Linked DNA regions of Homo sapiens: all the other regions are linked to region 1. A link is a loop called in an ENCODE intact Hi-C map of the cell type or tissue named here. Cell type or tissue: gastrocnemius medialis. All regions are shown on one strand.

Region 1 (2,500 bases):
TTCCATTTTCTACATATTAAACATTCTCCTGCTAACAACATGTTTCTTTAAATTACCCCTTTCCTCTAGAAGTTTATTTTAATATATATACAATGGCCAAGCACAAGTTATGTGCTTATAATGGAAAACATTACAGCTGCAGAGAGAAAAAAACACTTAACTAGAAAGTCAAGAGACTGTGTTCAAATCCTGACTCTTCCACCAACTGGTGTTTGGGTGAAAAGGTTATTTCTTATTTCTCGGCCTCAGTTTCACTGGATCAAATAAAGGAGATGAACTAAATGATCTGAATTCCATTTTAGCTGAGAAATTTGAAGATCTGTGATTTAATTATTTTGTTTCTATTGCATCTACAAGACAGCATAATAAAAAACATTTTATGGGCCAGGCGCAGTGGCTCACACCTGTAATTATTTTGTTTTGGGTTTTTTGTTTGTTTTCTTTTTGGCTTAACACCTTTCTGAAGCACTTCGGGAGGCCAAGGTGGGCGGATCACTAGGTCAGGAGATCGAGACCATCCTGGCTAACACAGTGAAACCCTGTCTCTGCTAAAAATACAAAAAATTAGCCGGGCATGGTGGCGGTCGCCTGTAGTCCCAGCTACTCAGGAGGCTGAGGCAGGAGAATGGCGTGAACTCAGGAGGTGGAGCTTGTAGTAGTGAGCCGAGATCGCGCCACTGCCCTCCAGCCTGGGCGACAGAGCGAGACTCCGTCTCAAAAAAAAAAAAAAATTTATGGTAGTTGATTAAACTTACTAAATTTTATCAACCAAGAAGTGCACATTTTCATATTTTACTGTCACTGAAATCAGTATGCATGTTACAGTGGCCATCATCTTATATTCTTATGATTAATACTTTTTTCTTCTTAATGATACATAAAATAATTGTGTATCTTACTATCAGTAATGGCATCTTAGATTTGAAAAAATGTGGTAGTAGGAGACCTGTAGGATTTAATTCAGTAAGTGTTATCTGAGATTGTTTTAAATGATAGAAGGAGCACAAAGAAACAGAGCAAAGGGTTGGATTTCAGTAATATAACTCAGTAAGTGACCTAGAGGGAAAAGGGGCTTGCATTATTCTATGGGGGACATAAGAGGCAGTGTTTAAAATGCTTGAACACAGTTGAATAAGAAAAGAGTGATCACATCCATATGATGGTATCATTTGAACTTCTAGACATAAGCACATGCCTGATTTACAGTGGATTTATTTTCCAGTCTGTCTGGATGCCCAGGAGGAAAAGCAAGTGCAGGCAGAGAGCTAAGTAACACTGCCTCTAGAAAATAGGAACATTCTTTTAGAGCTAATATCCACATCTGTAGAGCCTTTGGAAACCCTTTATTTCAGTTTTTTATTTTGTTTTGGGTTTTTTGTTTTCTTTTTGGCTTAACACCTTTCTGAGGAGGCTCAGGACAAAAGTATTCTTCTGTTGTCTTTAAAGGTAAACTAGGGTGTCTTGGTGCCCCCCAGAGGACACTCTGAGATTCAACAGCGATAGTCTCATCTTTGAGGCACAGCATTGGTTGGAGCTATAAACTGCTGTGATCTTGTTTGGAGAAAATATGTTTTTTATTATTGATTTGAAATATGTTCTCTTATTTTTATCCTCTCTCCCTACCAGTCAAAATCCTAATTTATCTTTGTTATTCTTAGAAAGTACATTTTGACTATTGATTTCTACTTTGTACCAACTTTCTTTGTTTTAGAAAATAAATTGGGATGATTTAGCCGCCAAAAAAGTGCCTGCACCATTTAAGCCAGTCATTCGAGATGAATTAGATGTGAGTAACTTTGCAGAAGAGTTCACAGAAATGGATCCCACTTATTCTCCCGCAGCCCTGCCCCAGAGTTCTGAGAAGCTGTTTCAGGTAATTTCCCATCCTGTGCACATGCACATTGGCCATATGTCCTTTGAAAGAAAAGATTAAATTTCCCATATTGAAGTAGTTTTGTTGGCATCATAAAAATGGGATTCTCTAATATCCTCTAAATTATTAAATGCAGAAATATTGCACATTGTTAACCGAAGCTTATAGTTTGCTCAATAGCAGATATTGTTTATGCATTTATTTTTGATATAAGGGAAGTTTTAATTTTATACCTGAAATTTTATTTTTGTTCAGATTCTTTTATAGAAAATACAATAATCTTTTATTTTACCTCTATTCATATTTAAAAATTTTTATTTATATAGACAGGGTCTCACTCTGATGCCCAGACTGGAGTGTAGCAGTGCTGTCCTAGCTCACTGCAGCCTCAGACTCCTGGGCTCAAGTGATCCTCTCACCTTAGCCTCTGGGATAGCTGAGACCACAGGTGCAAACCAGCACACCCAGCTAATTTTTCTATTTTTTGCAGAGATAGGATCTTGCTATGTTGCCTAAGCTGGTCTTGAACTCCTGGCCTCAAGTGATCCTCCTGCCTTGGCCTCCCAAAGTGCTGGCATTACAGGCATGAGCCACCACGTCCAGCCAAAAAAATTTTTTTTTTTTAAG
Region 2 (2,500 bases), 140 kb before region 1:
GCCACCTCACCTGGCCCCATGTTTTATTTAGTGGCATGCCATTCACTATTCTGCCAGGACTCTAGTTAGAAACATCCAGACTTCTTCCTCTCTCTCACATTCTCCCCACCCACCAACTTACTCTCCTAGTTGTGTCAGTTATAACTCTGAAATATTAATACCTCCTTTATTTGTTTCTTGCTCATCATTGCCATTACCATAGTCTAAGTTCAGTGTCTAATCTAATGATAATAGCTATCATTTATTTAGCTTTATGTGTCAGGCCTCTTCCAAGATTTTGCCTATCTTACTTAATTTTCACAGCACACCTATGTGATGGGTACTGTATTTGACACCTGTGGTGCGCAACCTCATCCTTCTATCTGCCTTACTCTGGAGTCAAGCTGTGGCTGTGGGCTGTGACAAACAGTTCTGTTTGGGCTTCAGCTCACTTCAAGGTGATGGCACCTGGTTTTAAGCACATATTGCTGCACATTGTTTACTTTCCGTCCCAGGCTTTTGACTCCTCCAAGGCTTAGTTCTCTGGTGGGAACTGGCTCAGGAAGCATAAATGTGCATCTCAGAAACATAAGGACCTTGATGTCCCACTGGGGCAACCTTCAACTAATGGAGTATGAGAGCTGAAAATAAATGCTTATTTGTATTGATCTGAGAGTAGAAAATTCTGAGGGGCATTCCATATGTTCCTCAAAAGATCCAGATCAGATTGAGTTGGTAATGCATTTTTGTATTGGTTTTTCTTTATTCTCGATTTCACTCTCAATTCCTCCTCACTTCTGATTGGGATTACCTTCCAAATCGCTTTCATGAATCCAGGCTAAGACATTTATTATCTACCATGGTTCTAGAAATTGACAATATCCACTGGGATCTCAGAGTGGATGACTTACTGGTGAGACTGCAACAAGGACCCCATTGCTGGTGGTAGTGGGTACTAATAGCCCCCTGCATGCATCACAGCACAGTTAATAAGACTCTTACCTTCAGGGGATTGGGACTAGAATTGAATGGAAGGTGAAGAGTTGGGTTAATTGATAGCTCTAGGACTTGAATGGTATGGGGATGGTGGAAATCAATAAGGATTTGGAGTTAATGGACCTCTTTTAGCTTTTGAAATCTTGAGGACAAGAGATCAGCCAGTTATCAATGCAGGGTACACTGTGAAAAGAGGGCCTATGGCAGCATTTGGAAAGATCCCCATTGCTTGTGACTATAGGACAGATTATGCCAAAAATCAGGCTGAAGATTTAATCATAAGGGTGAAAGAGCTGTATACCTTCTGTGGTGGGTTTGTACTGTGTCAACTGGGCTAAACTGGAATTATGTTTCCCAGAACTCCCTTCTAGGCTCTAGATTAGCACTGGCCATGAGACATTTTGAGTGAGATTTGGAAGACAGAAGTGAAGCAGCAGCAGCTGGATATATTTTATGGCTAAAGATTGGTGCTGGTACTAGGCACTGTTGTAACTCCCACACATGATTGCTAAGCTGCTGTGTCATATTGTTGGTTTGGAGCAGTAGCCAGGTCTGCGGCTCCTTCAGCTCTTGTTGCATCACTGCCATCAGCTTCTGGCAATTCTGGGCCAGTGTGTACAGCTTTTCTGCAGGTTATCTGAATCATTGAGTTTGGAAGCCTGAAGGTGGTGAGAGACAGACATGGACTCTTGTTTGTCCTCATGGGTTCCAGATTGTCTTTGGGATTCCAGTCTATTCTTACTTTTTTCTATTTTGTATTACTCTTTCCTTTACAACTCCAGATGTGGAAGCAGTCTTATACAGACTCTTTAACCAACTCCCACACCTGTGTGAGGCCAAACTCCTATATAAGTCTCTTATTGTATAATTCATAGTGGTCCTACCTCTCATACACCCTTGACAGGTGTTCAGGGCCAAAGTCTGACCCTAACATGGGAAGAGTAGGACCCTGATGAAATCTCAGAAGGAGACTTCTAAGTGGATGACCTGAGAATCTTGAACTCCTTAATTTTCCTGAGTCCTCTGGATAGGCAGGATCAACACCTTGTTAGAGAGAATAACTTTTCCTTGTTTGGAAACCAGGCAGAGATCACATAGAGATGGATTTCTTACAAGGTGATACTTGTTCTCCTTAAGCTCTGTCCCATCTCTCACCCCTATTTCCTCCAGAACAATAGCTAGACACAATCTCAGCATAGCCTAATCAGGGATGTTTTTCTTATTCTGGGAGTAAATACTCAAGCACGTAATCCCAGGACCTGGCTAATATGTACCAGTAGGAACAGAAGGAACATTTAGGGAGGTGGATCTTGCAGGTCTTGCCTGGAGTGGGCTGGCGGAATAATAAGGATGAATAAGGGAGAATTTATTAACATGGGAACGCTATTCGTAACTCAGGATTTGACATCCTAATAACTTGGTCCTAGGATACACTGGTGGGATGGTTTCTTGAAGCTTGGACATGAGTATGACCTATAGTACATTAGATAAATATGCAAGAACTTCTTTGGCAGAGTATATTGAG
Region 3 (2,500 bases), 240 kb before region 1:
TGTAAACCTTGGGTAGCAATTCAGACCACAAGTTCTAGAGTCAGATAAATATAGACTGAATGCCAAGCTCCAGCTCTACCACCTGTGATCCTTGAGCAGGTTAATTAACCTCTCTGGCCGGGCACGATGGCTCACGCCTGTAATCCCAGCACTTTGGGAGGCAGAGGCAGATGGATCACCTGAGGTCAGGAGTTCAAGACCTGCCTGGTCAACATGATGAAACCTCGTCTCTACTAAGAATACAAAAATTAGCCAGACGTGATGCTACGTACCTCTAGTCCCAGCTACTGAAGAGGCTGAGGCAGGAGAATCGCTTGAACCTGGGAGGCAGAGGTTGCAGTGGGCCGAGATCACGCCACTGCACTCCAGCCTAGGCGACAGAGCAAGACTCTGTCTGAAAAAAAAAAAAAGGCCGGGCGCAGTGACTCACGCCTGTAATCCCCGTACTTTGGGAGGCTGAGGCGGGCGAATCACCTGAGGTCGGGAGTTCAAGACCAGCCTGACCAACGTGGTGAAAGCCCATCTCTACTAAAATTACAAAGTTAGCTGGGTGCAGTGGTGCATGCCTGTAATCCCAGCTACTGGTGAGGCTGAGGCAGGATAATCACTTGAACCCAGGAGGCGGAGGTTGCAGTGAGCCAAAATTGCGCCATTGCACTCCAGCCTGGCGACAGAGTGAGACTCCGCTTCAAAAAAAAAAAAAAAAATTAACCTCTCTGAGTATCCATTGTATCACCTGTGTGAAGGTAATGCTGAACAGTCAAGGGATATGGATCTCATGTGATCGTTCTAAGGATGAAATGGAATAATATTTGTTTAGCAGTGTTTGGCACATAGTAAATGTTCAATATACGATAACTCCTTTTTTTCCTTTTCTTTTTTTTTTTTTAGATGGCGTCTCGCTTTGTCACCCAGGCTGGAGTGAAGTGGTGCAATCTCAGCTCACTGCAACCTCTGCCTCCCAGGTTCAACCGATTCTCCTGCCTTAGCCTCCTGAGTAGCTGGAACTACCACACCCAGCTAATTTTTGTATTTTTAGTAGAGACAGGGATTCACCATGTTGGCCAGGCTGGTCTTGAACTCCTGGCCTCAAGTGATCCACGTGCCTCAGCCTCCCAAAGTGCTGGGATTATAGGTGTGAGCCACTGTGCCCAGCCTGATAACTATTCTTTTTCTATAACACTTACACTCAAGAAAGTCGGAGCACCCTACAAGAAATAACAGACAAACTCGGCCATCATGACCAGCCTTAAGAACTATCCACTGGTAGAAATTTTGACAAGTCTACAGGTCAGCAATCAGACCTGAAGGTTTCCTGAGTCTCATGAAATCCTACAGGATTCACATCTGATCCTCAACAATAGACCAGCCAGGAGAGGGCAGCAAGAGAGAGCCTGAGTCTAACCATTGCTGTTTGAATCACAACCCCTAGGTGTTGTGGGCACTTTACTTGGGAATGTCCAGGTTGATACTCATTTCAAAAGATGGCAGATCTGCTGGCTAGAGGTGTGGCAGCACAGATTACGAATGGGTGGTGACTGTTTATCAGGCTCTTGACTTTCATAAATTATTTTCTTGTTTGTTTGTTTTGGAAAGGGGTCTCACTCTGTCATCCATGCTGGAGTGCAATGGCGTGATCTAGGCTCACTCCAACCTCCGCCTCCCAGGTTCAAGAGATTCTCCCACCTCAGCCTCTCCAGTAGCTGGGATTACAGGCATGTGCCATCATGCCTGGCTAATGTTTGTATTTTAGTAGAGATGGGGTTTCACCATGTTGGCCAGGCTGCTCTTGAACTCCTGACTTCAGGTGATCCGCCAGCCTCAGCCTCCCAAAGTGCTGGGGTTACAGGCTTGAGCCACCGCACCCGACCCATAAATTATTTTCTTTAGATAATCACTCAAGCATCACTATATTGTAGGAAACAACAACATGTCATTGAGACATAGATTTTGGGAGACAGTTTAAATCAAACTGGCAAACTTTTTTGTAAGGTTTGTGAGCTAAGAATAGGTTTTACATTTTTAGGAGTTGTGAAGAAGGAGAAGAAGGAGGAGGAGGAAAGGGAAGAGGAGAAACAACAGTATTGTGAAGGAAAAACAAAAACTTGAACCCTGGTTCACTCTGCCAGAAGGAAGAAAATGAAGCTGAAAGCTGAGTCATGCAAGAATCTGTCTTTCCTTTTGTTCCTAAGCAGATAGCTACACATAAAAGGTTAAAGATCTCTGCAGGTAGTTACTCTATGTTCACCTTATCTTACAGAGAGTGCTGACTTACTATTCCCCTACCTGCTCCCTTTCTCTTGCAACATGGGGATTCAGTCATGTGACCACAGCCTCCCTCTTCCCCCTCCATCCTGCTTTCTCCCCTTTTAAATCCTGAAGTCCTCAAAATCATCTTTGGAGAAAGGCACAGACCCATCTCCTGGGCTTGTCCTTAACCTTGGCAAAATAAACTTCTAAATTGATTGAGAACTGTCTCAGGTACTTTTTGGTTTACAGT

What was found. Peaks named below come from ENCODE experiments on the same cell type or tissue, not always from the same donor. Only the 100,000 strongest peaks of a DNase experiment are listed, where the experiment ranks them.
Region 2: a loop joins it to region 1, with 2.4 times the contacts of the local background. A loop is called at or near these places in 5 of 110 quality-filtered maps.
Region 3: a loop joins it to region 1, with 18 times the contacts of the local background. A loop is called at or near these places in 22 of 110 quality-filtered maps.

What each region holds. Positions count from the first base shown.
Region 1 is chr14:90,902,181-90,904,680 of GRCh38, reverse strand. RPS6KA5 (ribosomal protein S6 kinase A5) reads left to right here. Exons shown (of 17, transcript NM_004755.4): 9 at 1,712-1,873. Among named protein-coding and RNA genes, the nearest start is that of LINC02321, 75 kb to the right of the region's middle. In gastrocnemius medialis, CTCF peaks have their summits at 1,260 and 1,463 (motif pointing left); a DNase peak (open chromatin) is centred at 1,478.
Region 2 is chr14:91,037,641-91,040,140 of GRCh38, reverse strand. All of the region lies in intron 1 of RPS6KA5 (ribosomal protein S6 kinase A5), which reads left to right. Among named protein-coding and RNA genes, the nearest start is that of RPS6KA5, 22 kb to the left of the region's middle. In gastrocnemius medialis, no CTCF peak of the experiment used is centred here; a DNase peak (open chromatin) is centred at 1,540; H3K27ac peaks cover 293 bases.
Region 3 is chr14:91,139,761-91,142,260 of GRCh38, reverse strand. The region is part of intron 1 of DGLUCY (D-glutamate cyclase); the gene reads right to left. Among named protein-coding and RNA genes, the nearest start is that of SNORA11B, 15 kb to the right of the region's middle. RefSeq lists an enhancer at 26-125 and a silencer at 1,262-1,556. In gastrocnemius medialis, a CTCF peak has its summit at 1,386 (motif pointing right); no DNase peak of the experiment used is centred here; H3K27ac peaks cover 1,004 bases.